Regions from separate parts of the Homo sapiens genome. Here region 1 is linked to region 2. The links are chromatin contacts, found by Hi-C or POLR2A ChIA-PET in ENCODE. All regions are on one chromosome and are shown on one strand. The core of a region is the stretch at or near the end of the contact, and the rest is flanking DNA. Distances in the headings are between cores, read along the strand shown.

Evidence for each region. A loop is a pair of places that touch in the nucleus more often than their neighbours do. ChIA-PET counts read pairs that join two places held with the same protein, here RNA polymerase II (POLR2A). Pooled maps may share reads with other maps.
Region 1: a loop to region 2 is called in a pooled map, with 2.7 times the contacts of the local background. The contact joins two enhancer-like sites. A Hi-C loop is called at or near these places in 8 of 168 maps with a recorded cell type or tissue (GM18951, HL-60/S4, Jurkat and 4 more) and 1 of 50 pooled maps. POLR2A ChIA-PET finds 5 or more read pairs at or near these places in 2 of 52 experiments (A549 and endothelial cell of umbilical vein).

Annotation. Positions count from the first base shown.
Region 1 is chr7:138,021,973-138,026,983 of GRCh38, forward strand. It overlaps the pseudogene LOC100128052. Among named protein-coding and RNA genes, the nearest start is that of CREB3L2, 22 kb to the left of the region's middle. Within about 2 kb of position 2,204, at least 3 of the 41 ENCODE cell types and tissues checked have a DNase peak (open chromatin) inside an H3K27ac peak, as active enhancers do.
Region 2 is chr7:137,901,369-137,906,570 of GRCh38, forward strand. It overlaps CREB3L2 (cAMP responsive element binding protein 3 like 2), which reads right to left. Exons shown (of 12, transcript NM_194071.4): 6 at 4,334-4,480; 7 at 2,591-2,649; 8 at 1-54. Among named protein-coding and RNA genes, the nearest start is that of CREB3L2-AS1, 49 kb to the right of the region's middle. RefSeq lists an enhancer at 2,668-3,168. Within about 2 kb of position 2,428, at least 8 of the 41 ENCODE cell types and tissues checked have a DNase peak (open chromatin) inside an H3K27ac peak, as active enhancers do.

The sequences.
Region 1 (5,011 bases), core at 954-3,453, 120 kb after region 2:
GTGTGGAAAGTTGAGTTTTACCCTCTGTCAACAAGCAACATTTTTGCTTTTTAAAAATTTCTGAGCTGCCACCACAGCTACCGCAGCCTCTGGGAGCCTAGAAAAGGGGAATGAGAACAGTGAATGACTCAGTCCCCTGATGGCAGTGGTGGTGGTTGTGGCCAGGGAGACATGATGATGAGGTGGGGGCGCTGCTGCTGCGAGGAGCAGGCAATGATGTGGTGGGGGTGGGGGTGGGGCCGGGGCGGGGTGTTGGGGGGTGGCACAGGAATAAAAAGAAAAAGAATCACCAAAAACAGGGAAAAGTGGAAAAAGTTTAAAAGGACAAGACACAGTAAGATCAGAGCAAACTTCCTTCAGGAAAAATAGCCTTGTTGCTGTCCCATCTACAGTATCTGCTAAAATTAATGTACCAATCTCTCAGCCCATAGCCAAGAAAGACAAACAGCAAAATTCGTCAAGGTTTAGCACAAGCAATAATAAAGAACTTCAAACACTACCATCTTTAAATGATGTTCCTCCTGCTGATCAAGAGACACTTTTTATTTGGAAGTTACATCAGTGTTGTGTCCTCTTCCACTTTGTTTCTGATCCATGAAATGACTTAAAGTGGAAGGAAGAACAATGAGCTACTTTAAGTGAAATGGAAGAATTTATCACCCATCATTGGAATAGGATCACAGAGCCTGTTTACCCAGAAGTAGTCCATATGTTTGAAGTTGACATGTTTCAAACATTACCACCTTCTATCGTCCAGGAGCTGAATCTGGCCCAGAGAAAAACAAACCAATGTTAGAAGCAACTTGGCCCCATTTACAGCTCGTTTATGAATTTTTCTTCAGATTTTTAGAGGCCGGGCACGGTGGCTCACACCTGTAATCCCAGCACTTTGGGAGGCCAACGCGGGTGGATCACAAGGTCAGGAGATTGAGACCATCCTGGCTAACACGGTGAAACCCCGTCTCTACTAAAAATACAAAAAATTAGCCGGGCGTGGTGGCGGGCACCTGTAGTCCCAGCTACTCAGGAGGCTGAGGCAGGAGAACGGCGTGAACCCGGGTGGCGGAGCTTGCAGTGAGCCGAGATCACACCACTGCACTCCAGCCTGGGTGACAGAGCGAGACTCCATCTCAAAAAAAAAAAAAAAAAGATTTTTAGAGTTTCCAGATTTCCAACCTAATACAGCAAAGAAATATATTGATCAGAAGTTTGTATTGCAGCTTTTAGAGTGCTTTGACAGTGAAGATCCTCAGGGAAGTTTTTTGTTGTTGTTTAGTTTTTTGTTTGTTTGTTTTGAGACCGAGTTTTGCTCTCTCACCCAGGCTGGAGTGCAGTGGCACAATTATAGTTCACTGACTGCAACCTCCGCTTCCCAGGTTCAAGCAATTCTCCCACCTCAGCCTCCTGAGTAACTGGGACTACAGGCACGTGCCACCACACCTGGCTAATTTTAGTATTTTTTTTACAGAGACAGGGTTTCACCATGTTGCTCAGGCTGGTCTTGAACACTTGGCCTCAAGTGATCTACCCACCTCACTCTCCCAAAGTGCTGAGATTACAGGTGTAAGCCACGTGCCTGGCCTGGGAGAGAGCTTTTTCTAAAATCAGCCTTTGCAGAATCTATGGGAAATTCTTGGGCTTGAGAGCTTATATCAGAAAACAGATACATAATATATTTTATAGGTTTATTTATGAAACAGAGCATCATGATGACATAGCAGAGTTACTAGATATATTGGGAAATATGATTAATGGATTTGTTTTACCACTAAAAGAAGAGCACAGATTTTCTTAGTCAAGGTGCTATACCTTTGCACAAAGTGAAATCTCTGAGAGTCTACCATCCCCAGCTGGCATATTGTGTAGTACAGTTTTTAGAAAAGGATAGCACCCTCACTGCATCAATGGTGATGGCACTTCTCAAATATGGGCCAAAGACTTACAGTCCAAAAGAAGTAATTTTCTTAAACAAATTAGAAGAAATTTTAGATATAATTGAACCATTGGAATTTGGAAGATCATGGAACCTCTCTTCTGGCAGCTAGCCAAATGTGTCTCCAGCTCACACTTCCAGGTGGCAGAGCAAGCGCTCTATTACCGGAATAATGAATACATTATGAGCTTAATCAGTAACAGCGCAGCAAAGATTCTGCTGATCATGTTTCCATGCTTGTACTGCAATTCAAAGACCCATTGGAACAAGACAATACATGGCTTGATATCCAACACACTGAAGCTCTTCATGCAGATGAACCAAAAGCTATTTAATGACTGTACCTAACTGTTCAAAGCAGAGAAACTGAAAGAGAAGCTAAAAATGAAAGAACAGGAAGAAGCATTGGTTAAAATAGAAAATCTAACCAAAGCCAATCACCAGGTACTAAAAAAGAGAGTAACATGAAAATGTCCAGGGTGTTACTTGAATGTTTTCATAAGATAGGAATATATCTTCATCCTGAGAAGGAGGGATATCATTGGCTAAATAAATGACATATAGTGACCTGGGATTCTATTTTGTAATAGTAAGTGTTTAAACCTTTGATATTTGACAAACTTTCCAAAGTCAACTTCTAAATTAAGCTTTTTCTTTGATCTGGCTAACTCTTTTAGATATTAGGTACCCTAAAGTCCAAAAGAGACATATTTGGCTTATTTGGCATACTAAAACCATACAAAAAATATTGCCAAATATAAAATGGTGTTTAAACTTTCTTTGGGTCATATTCATATAAATATATTATTAGCATGTGTTCCAAAATTGTATAGGATTCCCATAATTCTGATATGTCCTATAATTCTGATATGTCTATATATTATCAGTAACAATTATAATTGTTATGTTAAATTGTTTTGTGCCATAAGGTGATCAGACTTTAACCACAGCTGTTCTGAGACTTTAGCCCCTCACTCGGCCTGGGCAGCCCCTCCCCTGACCCTGCCACGAGCAACCCCCTTGCTCCAGTACTCTTCAGGCCCCGGTGGCCTGGTGTTCATTTTGCAGGCCTGAGTGGCGGTGAGCAGAGTTATTTGTTAGGCTAGGGGAGAGAGGTGGCAATCCCCAAAGGAAAGGGAGCCTCAAACCCCTCTGTATGCAGTTGCCAATTGTTATTTCACTCTGATTCTTTTCATAGGCAGTTTTATAATCAGCTATAGGACTCTGAGAGTTGCCCTGGAATTTAAGTTTCTGATAACTTTGAAAATTGTGACATTAGAATAGAGGGAAAAACTTCCAAGACTGCCATAGAGAGTTAATGTGTTCATAAATGTCAAGCAGGACAGGAGTTAATTACATAGACTGAACTAATGGAAGACCAAAATAGTCTTTTTACAACTTTTTGTTTGAAACATTGCTAATTCTTTTGTTTCACAGAGTTCAGAAAACCTTTTGTCTTTTGTACTGTTTGCAGCTTTTAGCAACTGGGTAAATTACATTCTTGAGAGTAAAATTTAGAGCGTATTTCTTTCTGTCTACCTGGTTTCCTCAGAATTTGAAAACTATTTGTAAGTGTACTTAATTTATGGCAGTATAGTTGTTTGCACAAGTTCAATAAGAATCTTTTTTCTTTTGTAACAAGACACCATTGGAGACCCTGGTGATTTTACCAAGGCTTTGACTAGAGTGGCATACTTTCAGGTATAAACAGACTGCTTTAAGTAATCACAGTTGACTTATAGAGCCAATAAAAGCCCCTTGGGAAAACTGGCCTCATACCTTGTCTACACAGTCCTTGTATAGAGTTCCTCACCTGTGGTAAGTAAAGAATGTCACCTGACAGGTCCAGGAGCCCCAAATTACCTTGGGGCCTTAAGGAGAGGAATTCCCCCAACTCATATAAGTATTTGCAGGTACAGATAAATCCATGACTGGGCTCAAGTCTTTAAAAATCTAATCTGAGATTCCTTATGGAATAAAGGAATCAAACACTACCAGCAAAGTCAATTTTAGAAAGAGTCTATGTGGCAAGTAATAATTCTTGCTATACTTTATGCAAATATTCAGGCCACAGATGATAAGACTGAAATTTATTATGCAAATAAATTGGTTCTACAATGACTTGTCTTTAGTAAAAATAACTAGAGAGAAAAAAATATGTTTTAGAAAAAAAACATAGCACACCTGTTGTTAGAGTCTAGTTGTGTTCACTGTTTGTTTGTGAGTTTTTATTTTCTGCAATTTGGACTGAATCCTGAATTCCATCCAGGCTTCAAGTCCCAAATTATTGCTTGAAAATTTTTCTGACTTGGAATCAATGAAATTACTACTACATTATTCCTTGTAATATAGATGAGAAAGACATGTCAGACTACCACAGCCTTCCTCTTCTGTAACTAAAGATGCTTTGAGTCTAACATCTGAATAAATTGTGCTCAGTGTTAACCTTTGTTTTTCTTCTGTCTCCATAGAAATGACTCTTATTAATAATCTGTTTGCCTTTATCACATGTAGAGGCCTAGCCCACCTGCAATGCCACCTCCTGGATGGGACACAGATATTTAACTAAACTGATCCATTCTCAAGAACTAGACAGTGCTTATGACAATGTTCATGAGTATTCATAGCTCTTCCTGTAACCTGTTAAATACATATTTAGCCAACCTGTCATTATATCCAGTTATGATGGGCAGTGGACAACCTGTATGATAATTAAGACTAACTGCTGTGTATACATCCCAGTAAATTTGGGAAATGTCTCAGATAGCCCTGCAAGATACATACCAACAAATCAAAGCTTTGTCTGACTCCACATTGTCACTAGACCAGTGATTACTGTCCTGACTCAGGTCAGTACCATCCTGGTAGCAAAAGCTGGCTGTAACATTCGCCCTGATTTCAAGGATAGGCATATCCCTCTGTTGTGGAGTTTACTGCTGCTGCACCCTCCATATGGGAATGCGAGACGGGCTTTCCCCAGAGACTTTCCGGAACTTGCACCATAATGGTCCAACGAATATCATCTGTAAAGTCCAGGTATTCATGAATATTTCCAAATCCAAACAGATCAATTCCATA
Region 2 (5,202 bases), core at 1,178-3,677:
AGAACCTCTACCTTCTTCCGAAGCTCCAAGTTCTCAGTTGAACAAGACTCCACTCTACAAAGGAGGGAGAAAGAAGAAAATTATTATCCATAGAGCAAACACTAAGCTAGGAGCTAGGGTGGAGGTAGGTGGGGATGAGGAAAAGGAGGGTTGGGGGGATCTGCCACCCCATGGAAGTGTGGGAAAGTATTGAAAGAAGGATGAAGAGACTTAAGAAAAAAAAAAAAATAGGCCGGGCACGGTGGCTCACGCCTGTAATCCCAGCACTTTGGGAGGCCGAAGCAGGCGGATCACAAGGTCAGGAGATAGAGACCATCCTGGCCGACATGGTGAAACCCTGTCTCTACTAAAAATACAAAAATTAGCTGGGCGTGGTGGCACGTGCCTGTAATCCCAGCTACTCGGGAGGCTGAGGCAGGAGAATCGCTTGAACCCAGGAGTCAGATGTTGCAGTGAGCCAAGATCGCCACTGCACCCCAGCCTTGTGACAGAGCAAGATCTGTCTCAAAAAAAAAAAAAAAAAAGAAAAATAGAAGGAGCTGGGGCCGGGCGTAGTGGCTCATGTCTATAATCCCAGTAATTTGGGAGGCTGAGGCAGGCAGATCACTTGAGGTCAGGAGCTCAAGAATAGCCTGGCCAACATGGTGAAACCCCATCTCTACTAAAAATGCAAAAATTAGCTGAGCATGGTGGTGTGTGCCTGTAATCCGAGCTACTTGGGAGGCTGAGACAGAAGAGTCACTTGAACCTGGGAGGCAGAGGTTGCAGTGAGCCAAGATCATGCCACAGCACTCCAGCCTGGGCCACAGAGCGAGACTCTGTCTCCAAAAAAAAAAAAAAAAAAGAGGGAGCTGAGTGATGAGTGCCTGAATAATGAAAGATGAATAGTGACAGTACAAAATATGACCCTCTTTTAGGGTGTTACAACCTCTTTCCTCTCACCTCCTCCCTAGTGTTCTCAATGCCCATCATACTTCTCCCTCTATACTACAGTAATCTGGATACTCCCAGCTACACTCTTACCAGGACTGATAAGAAGTGAAGAGACTTAAGCAAAGGGCAGGACGAGAGCCCAGGACTAGGAATCCTGGTGCTGGGGCACGCATGCCCAAAAGAGACAGTAAAGAGACTTTCATAGGAACATCTTGACCCTGGATGCCCATAGAAAATGGTGGGACAGCATGGGACTACAGTCTTCCCACGGTATTCAGGGGGGATTAGTTCCAGAACTCCCCACAGATACCAAAATCTCCAGATGCTCGAGTCCCTGATTAAAAAATGGTGTAGTATTTGTATATAACCTTTACATATCCTCCAGTATATGTTAATCATCTCTAGGTTATTTATAATACCAAACACAATGTAAATACTATGTAAATATGTGTTATCTTGTATTTATAGTTGTATTATTTTTTATTGTTGTAGTTTTTTTTTATTGAGTTGTTTGGTTTTGGCTTTGGTTTTTTGAGACAGAGTCTCACTCTATCATCAAGGCTATAGTGCAGTGGCACAATCACAGCTCACTGCAGCCTCAACTTCCTGGGCTCAAGTGATTCTCCCCTCTCAGCCTCCTGAGTAGCTGGGACCACAGATGTGCACCACCATGCCTGGCTAATTTTTTTTTATTTTTTAGGGGGTCTGGCTATGTTGCCCAGGCTGGTCTTGAACTCCTGAGCTCAAGCAATCCTCTCACCTTGGCCTCCCAAAGCACGGGGATTATAAGAGTGAGCCATCACACCCAGCCTATTGAAGTTTTTTTCTGAATATTTTAGACCCATGGTTGGTTGAATCTGAGGACGCTGAACCCCCAGATATGGAGAGCCAACTATACTTAATGCTGCATTACCAGTACTTAAGTCAGGTGATAGAAGCACTAAACTTTCAATAGTAGCTTTGAGAAACAGCCAGGAACCACCAGCCACTCCTTTCCCCAGATCCACATGAAGTTCATTTCTGGGTCTGGGGCCTCATGCCCATCTTAAAAATATCTTGGTTTGTTAGCTAAAGAACTAACTTCCAGGGCTAAGACAAAACTGTATTTAATTCATCTTTTTCTAACAGCCCGCCTGATATTACAGACTTTTCAAAAGAACAAAGATTGCCTTCAAGTGTTTTTGCAAAAAAAAAAAAACATGAATTGTAGTGGCTGGAAAATAAAGGCTGCCAACCTGACATCTTTCTTTCCCTATGTGCCCTCTCTAGAGCATGAAGGAGTGTGGCCAATGGGGGCTGATTAAGTAGCACTGCTCCTTTCAGCTAAAACAGGGCTTCTCCTGCTAGAAGTTCCAGGAATGTGCAGGAATGTTAATATTTGTATGTGTTTGAAAAGAAGTCTGTGAGGACTCCGGGGTCCTTGGCTGGCAGTGGTATGATTCAAACACCTACTAAGGTACTTTCACTTCTTTCTTGCTTTATTATAGACGTCTCCTCCAAATAACCACTAGGTGGCAGGCAAACCACAGCTGATAAACCACCGGGTTTCCAAGGTGGCCAGAAAGAGGAATTGAACTGCTTCTCCCCGATTCTCCGCACACCCATATTTCCCTGTGCATACTGCCCGATGAACGCAACAGTTTGCCAGCAGGCTTACTTTTTCTCCAGGCTGTCCATGTATTCTTTCTTCTTTCTCCTACTTTCCTGAGCAGAAATCTGAGAGAGAGGAGTGGGAGGAGAATGATTAATTTCCAGCTCTGTAAGTAAACCAGTTAAGATGGGAGGTGGTTAGCGTAGAAGTCACCAAAGCCCTGCTTACTTCTGCAAGCTGCTTGCCATTTGTTTAAGCTGCTGGTTCATTGACTAGTCTGTCCTCCCGGGTTTCTAGCTGCCAAACTCACACCTACTTTCCTACAAACCAGGCCACCAGTAAAATGGACACTGAGTGGCCAGGAGCAGTGGCTTACACCTGTAATCCCAACACTTTGGGAGGCTGAGGTGGGCGGATCACTTGAGGTCAGGAGTTCGAGACCAGCCTGGCCAACATGGTGAAACCCTGTCTCCATTAAAAATACAAAAAAATGGCAGGCGCAGTGGCTCTAGCCTGTAATCCCAGCACTTTGGGAGGCCAAGGCGGGTAGATCACCTGAGGTCAGGAGTTCAAGACCAGCCTGGGCAACATGGTAAAACCCCGTCTACTAAAAATACAAAAATTAGCTGGGCGCGGTGGTGCATGCTTGTAATCCCAGCTAATTGGGAGGCTGAGGCAAGAGAATCGCTTGAGTCCGGGAGGCAGAGGTTGCAGTGAGCTGACATTGTGCCACTGCACTCCAGCCTAGGTGACAGAGAGAGACTCCATCTCAAAACAAAAAACAAAAAACAAAAAAATTAGCCGGGCATGGTGGCACACGTCTGTGGTTCCAGATGCTTGGGAGGCTGAGGTAGGAGAATCACTTGAACCTGGGAGGCAGAGGTTGCAGTGAGCCGAGATCATGCCACTACACTCCAGCCTGGGTGACAGAGTGAGACTCTGTATGAAAAAAAAAAAAAAGAAAGAAAGAAAAGAAAAGAAAACAATGGACACTGAGTGAAGAGCCAGGCCAGAACATGTGGCTCACAAACCATCAGTGTGGTCTCAGATAAATGAGTTTAACTCCTGGACCTCTGCTGGCTGAAGTACATATATAAAATAAGACAGCTGGCTTGGTCATACATCAACTTGCTGCTGGTTCCGCACATGGATAGAGTGACACTAAGCTCTTGTCTTCCTTCCCTCTTTGCCCCCTCCCTCCTGGTAGGCCTGTGCCTCAGCCATCCCCCTGGTTTTCATCAGGCCTGCTCAGCACTGAGGGGCCCAGGGGTAGGAGACTACTGAGTCCAAATATAGACCAGCAAACTGCAGAAGTTTTGTGATCACAAAACCCTACCAAGAAAAAAAAAAATTAACCAAGCACTTGCAATGTATTTGTATCTTATATATATATAATATATATATATGCTGTATTTTATATAGATACATAGAGTACATATATATGTCTACTAGAGGAAACTATTGTATATATCATACACCCAAAATTTAAAAGGCTGAGTTAAAAAAAAAAAAAAAAAACTAGATGGAAATTCTAATAGCTTCCTCCCACCCGTAAATGTATCATCGTGGGCACCAAAGAGGTAGATACTGATCTGGGAGTCTGCTGGCCTCAAGAGGGATGGGATGGGCTGGAGGAAGAGAGGGGCACGTGGTGAGGGTGCTCCTCCCAGGGCTTAGGGAAGGGAAGGGCTGGGCCTTGGTCTCCACCATGGGATGGGGTAGTGCTGGCCGTTGGGAAGGCAGGGAAAGGGATGCTGACTCGATTCTGCTCGTCTCTGCTCTAGAAGTGCCTAGATTTGAAGAGCTCACCTTATTCTTGATCTTCCTCCGAATTTTCTTCAGGGCCTTCTCCTCTGATTTTGACAGGGGCAATTTGGTGGGGATGGGATAGCCCTCAGCGATCAGGGTCCTCTTCTCCTCCTCTGTCAGGACCAGAGGGCCTGATCCCTGCAGTTTCTGTGCAGACCAAGGAGCAGAAAAGGGTCAAAGAAAAAGAACTGGGACCACTGAAGAATCACCTCCCAATGGGATGATGAGAATCTGTTACAATGTCTTACAGAAGGCTCTGAGACAAGGATGCCCCATCTGCTTTGGGTGACAGATGGGTATTTTGAAGGGCATGGGAAGATGGGGAAGACACCCCCATGTGAGTGTTATAACCTAGGGATTATAATTCAAGGGAAAGAATAAAGAAGCCTCCACCCATTATTTCCCGGGAAGCACCCTACTCGCTAAAACATGAAAAGAAAAAGCAGAGAAGTCATTTCCCACATCCCTAGAGATTTCCTGGCCTTGGAGTGATGAAGGATTCATTTGCAGCCCTGCTTTGTGCAAGAATTTTGTTGTTCTCCTTCTGAAAATGCAGTTTTATAAGGTGCTCTCTACACAACAGGAGTCAATTCTCTCCTCCACTTTTAGCTAAGAGTGCAGAGCACCCAGGGACACATCTGCAGACTCTTTCCACAGAAGCCTCTGGCTTCAGCAGTCTCAGAATGTCCATCAACAATGAAGACAAGAACAGTAGCACATCTCATGGAACCCACAGTAGAATGGCATGTTTATAATTAATCAAACAGAGTCCCTATTGCATTTTAGCTCCATACTAAATGCCATGGAGGACTCAAAACAAACCCTACCTCTCAAGCAGCTTGTGATCAAGACTGTGAGACTGAACTGAT